Regions from separate parts of the Homo sapiens genome. Here region 2 is linked to region 1. A link is a loop called in an ENCODE intact Hi-C map of the cell type or tissue named here. Cell type or tissue: PC-3. All regions are shown on one strand. Region 1 overlaps LTBP1 (latent transforming growth factor beta binding protein 1). Region 2 overlaps LTBP1 (latent transforming growth factor beta binding protein 1).

What was found. Peaks named below come from ENCODE experiments on the same cell type or tissue, not always from the same donor. Only the 100,000 strongest peaks of a DNase experiment are listed, where the experiment ranks them.
Region 2: it touches region 1 in a loop (3-fold over the local background); 9 of 110 quality-filtered maps call a loop at or near these places.

Annotation. Positions count from the first base shown.
Region 1 is chr2:33,157,150-33,159,649 of GRCh38, forward strand. The region is part of intron 5 of LTBP1 (latent transforming growth factor beta binding protein 1); the gene reads left to right. Among named protein-coding and RNA genes, the nearest start is that of LTBP1, 210 kb to the left of the region's middle. In PC-3, no CTCF peak of the experiment used is centred here; a DNase peak (open chromatin) is centred at 1,492; H3K4me3 peaks cover 504 bases; H3K27ac peaks cover 2,156 bases.
Region 2 is chr2:33,228,609-33,231,108 of GRCh38, forward strand. All of the region lies in intron 9 of LTBP1 (latent transforming growth factor beta binding protein 1), which reads left to right. Among named protein-coding and RNA genes, the nearest start is that of MIR4430, 190 kb to the right of the region's middle. In PC-3, CTCF peaks have their summits at 1,300 (motif pointing right) and 1,502; a DNase peak (open chromatin) is centred at 2,473; H3K4me3 peaks cover 677 bases; H3K27ac peaks cover 2,500 bases.

The sequences.
Region 1 (2,500 bases):
GTAGAGATGCTGAAAATCGTGTAAGTCAAACATCAAAGGTGTTTAGAACCTAGAGACTTGTTATTGTCTGTGATTATTTTAGATGTTTAGAATTGAAATGTGGCTAATGCACGGATGAGGATTAAGAGCTTTGAAGGCTGTAAGCAGTTAAGGAAGGAAAACCTCATTTCAGTGGCTCATTTACTGTCATTGGCATGTTTCTGAACAGTTGAAAGCTGATTTACCAAAGGATCCTGCGTGCAGGAGGAGTAAGCATTTTGTAGAAATCAGTAGGGAACTGTTTTGAGAAGTGAATGGGAAGCCCTTAGAGCTGAAAGTAGCTTGGAGAGCATCTCATTCATTCTTTTCATTTTATAGATCAGAAAATTGAGACCCAGACAGGGAGGTTATGACTTCAAGGTCATAGTTGGTGGCAACGCTCAGATGCAGACCCAGGCTTCTGACTCCCATTGCATTTCCAAGTGAGATGGTTTTTGCAAGATTTTTATATCCAGAACATTTTAAAATTGGCCATCTATAGGATGATGGTGCTGTACTGGAGATTTCTAATGCAGTTTGCATGTGTACGAGGAGCATCAGAGAGAGATCTTGCCCCAGCTGAAAAGCCAGTATCTTTTTCCCACTGACCTGTGCCCACCCAAATAAGGTGAGGATGAGAATCACTGGGTTACTGGGAAAAGCTGGAATGACCATAGTCAAGAGAAAATATAGGCCACATGCGGTGGTTCATGCCTGTAATCCCAGCACTTTGGGAAGCCAAGGCATGTGGATCATCTGAGGTCAGGAGTTTGAGACCAGCATGGCCAACATGGGGAAACCCTACTAAAAATACAAAAATTAGCCAGCCGTGGTGGCATGTGCCTATAATCCCAGCTACTTGGGAGGCTGAGGCAGGAGAGTTGCTTGAACCTGAGAGGCGGTGATTGCAGCAAGCCAAGATTGTGCCATTGCACTCCAGCCTGGGCAACAAGAGTGAAACTCTTGTCTCAAAAAAAAAACAAAAAAAAAAAAAAAAAGAGAGAGAGAGAGAATATATATGCATAAAACAGAGTATTCCTCAGTCATTTTGTAAACCTTTGTTCAACAAAAGAATGAATACATTGTGTTGTGTAAACTTCAGATAGAGATTGAGAGACTATCAAACCCAAATATCCAGGGATTAAGTAGTTACATAGAAGTAAGTAGTTACATAGAAGAAATATTCTATGTAACTGGGGCACTGACAGGCCCTCCCATCCCAGACACAGAAGGCTACTTACTGCCCACCGGAGCTTCTGCAGGGCCTGATAATGATGGACATCACAGTTCTGTGCCACTTTTTGGAATTAATCTAGAGAAAGAATTGAGACAGGGCATCCCAGATGAAGCCAAATAGGGGTGACTTATAGTTCCCTGGTTAATTCCTGGAGGGGGTCCTGAATAACAGGCTCTTGGATCATGCAAAGGAAGTAGAGTAATAAAGGACCTATGAGATTCATTGACATTGTGGTTGTCGAAGGAGGCACCTTCTAGCCAGAAAATGGAAGATTTCTTTCCAGTGATTCATATGTATTACCCAGAACACTTTGACTTCCTGGAATTTAAAATATAAACTCAAGTCTCTTGGCAATAACTTTTAAACACTGCAGATCACTGGCTTCTCCACTCCTCTCCCTTTTCCCCTAACCCCGATCCTTTAAATAGATAGCAGTATACGTACATGTTAGGTAGCTGTGATGACAAAAAAGTTCAAAATGATGCACAGAGTGTACCTTCTTTCTTTTCTGTGATACTGTTGACACATTCTCAGTCCAGCACAGTATAACCATGCAATAGGAAACACAGTTCTTTGGAGAGCTCAGTTAAGTGAGATGAAAATACCTATCGTGATTCTGTGTCTCATGGCCAGGCAGGATGCAATGACATGGGAATGCAGGGGGCCTAGGGTCTGCCTAATCTCAGCCCTGTATGTGCTTCTGTGAGTGAGGGAACAAAGTACCTGCCTAGCAAGCTGTGGCCTGGGTGGTGACAGCTACATTTTGCTTGCTTCCCTCTCCTAAGTGAGCAGTATACTTGCTGCTGTGGCTCCGCAACTCAAGGGCGTCCTATCACAAATAATGAAAAATATGGGTCCTTTCAGCATACAGATGACTTAGTGGTAATAGTCCCTTCGAACCTTGAGTGCTTGCTTATAAAGTCAAGGCCCAGCCAATCCAGCAGCCACTTCACTGAGCTCTGGAGTTTGAGTTATCAAAAAGCTGTCACCTCTTACACTTCCTGTCTAGCACCTTTTAAAGGTAACATCACTGCCTCCACTTCCAAAAAAGAATTTCTGTTCTCCATCTCTTCTATTTCTTATTCTTTGTGTCCAATTCATTCAACTCTTAAAATAATACTTTCAAATAATATCCAGAAAGTCTGGTGATTGTGCTTCTAACCCCCACCCTCCCCAAACCTAGTGAAGCTGCTTATTTCTCTGCCTCTTGGATCTATGGGTGGTCCCATTTAGGCTTCTTTAGTT
Region 2 (2,500 bases), 71 kb after region 1:
ATTCTCAATTAGACATTGAGACACAGAGAAAGTAAATAACTTTCCCAGGGTCACAAAGATAGTTAATAAGCCCAACCAGGGTTATACCCTTTTTTTTTTTTTTTTTTTTTGAGATGGAGTCTTACTCTGTCGCCAGGCTGGAGTGCAGTGGTGCAATCTCGGCTCACTGCAATCTCCGCCTCCTGGGTTCAAGCGATTCCCCTGCCTCGGCCTCCCAAGTAGCTGGGACTACAAGCACACGCCACCACACCCGGCTAATTTTTTGTATTTTTAGTAGAGACAGGGTTTCACCATGTTTGCCAGGATGGTTTTGATCTCCCAACCTTCTGATTCACCCACCTCAGCCTCTGAAAGTGCTGGGATTACGGGTGTGAGCCACTGTACCCGGCCCTAACCAGGGTTATACTCTCATACCACCTATGGCCACCTTTACCAATTATATATTTGTTTATATTTTGTAAAATATCACTAATGCAGATACTAGCTAATTAGAAGTTATGCCATCTGTTGTGAGAGCTAATAGAAGTCAAAGCAATTAATATTAATTTTGTTTTATTTCATTAAAAAGTGATGGTTATCAGCCAGATGTAATGGCTCATGCCTGTATTCCCAGCACTTTGGGAGGCTGAGGCAGAAGGATTGCTTGAGGCTAGGAGTTTAAAACCAGCCTGGGCAACAAAGCAAGACCCTGTCTCTACAAAAAAAATAAAATAAAAATTTGCTGGGTGTGGTGGTGCATGCCTGTAATCCCAGCTACTGAGAAGCTGAGGCAGAAGGGTTGCTTGAGTCCGGGAGTTCGAGGCTGCAGTGAGCTATGATCGTGCCACTGCACTGAAGCCTGGGCAACAAAGTGAGACCCTGTCTCTAAAAAGAAAGAAGGAAGGGAGGAAGGAAGGAGAGACGGAGGGAGAGAAAGTTGTACAATACATTTCTTTTACTGGCTGATTAATGTTTTGAATAATTTATATTAATAAAAATACCACTTTAGAAGTGATAGAAGTGCAAATTTGCAAGTAATCACTTGCTATCTATTTTGTATGTTAGAATGGAGACTTATTCAAGTAATTGCATGAGTTTTTTTGCATTTTCCTCTGTCGGTACGGCTGACTGACCCTTAGCAAACTTTGTTCATACTGAGCATATTAGATGGTTCTGCCTTAGTCAATTCGCTGATGGTCTACTGGTAACACCAAATCCTGGCTTAGGTCTCTGGAGGATATTTGTAAAGCAGTGTTATACTTTTTGGCAATGATTCTAAAGTGAAGTAACACACAAAATTCTATTTCATGGGTCCTCAAGGAGGCACTGCTAAATTACATTACAAAGGCATTTGACTCATAATATGATTTCATTCAGTAAATCTATTGAAATTACTATTGAGAGAAGGGCTTAATTTCACTCCCTTTGTGATATTGATGGTCAGTAAAATGAAATCGAACTTGCTCACATTACATATGTACATTCAGTTTTCCTAGAACCTTGAAGCTTTTTGATTTTGTTTTCCTAAAGGTTTTCAAAAGGAGCCCATTTAGCATCTAATTGCTTGTGCCTTCCACATTGTTCTTACAGTCTAATGTCTTCTCAGTTTACAAAGCACTTTTAAAATTAAAGTGGTTAATAACTAGAATTACATTATTTCCTTCAACTAAGTGAACTAATGTCCTGAAACAACTTTTACTAATGTGCACTCAGTAACAAAGAACCAACTGTATACATGTTAATTTGAGGAGCTTTCAAATAATTGCCCTCAAAGTTGTTTTTTTTCCTCCTCTCTAGTGGTGCTGCAATTATCTTTTCAAAGGGATGATTTATTACATATACACACATGGAGCTCCAAAACAGCCTTGCTACTCTCAGCATTATGGAATTGTTATAATTTGCTTCATTTATCATAACAAACAATATAGTTATATGCTCTGATGGATCTAGAGCAGCATTTGTCATTTGATTATTATGCTATAAAGGTCTGATGTAGAACTAGAATTAAATGAAATAATACTAAGAGCTCCTACGTCCATGCTGCTTTTCTTTAATACTCAGTCCTTCCCTGAGTGGAAATACTGAGTACCCTCTTTTGTCCATATTTTGCCATAAGTGGGTTCTTAAAAAGTTAGATGTAAATCTAAGTTTCAAAAATAGAATTTGGTTCTGAAAGTACTTGGGGAATCAGTCTGTTGAGTGATTTTATTAAAAGCAAGTATCTCTTTTGACATACCAAAGTCACTTACCAGTTTCAGTTTACAAGGATAAAATCAACTTAGTATTATTTGCTACATTTTTGGCACGTACTGTGGGCAATACCACAGTACCTCAGTACGTGCTGAATGTAATTAAAAGACATCTACACTTTTATAATTCAGTGTATGTATATTCGTTTTTCATAGATCATCTCGAAGACTTTTTAAATGACTCAGTATTCCACAAACATTAATCGCTGGGGCACTCCTAGCTATAGACTGAAAGTATGTGTGATGAATGATGGGTAAGACATTGTTCCTGC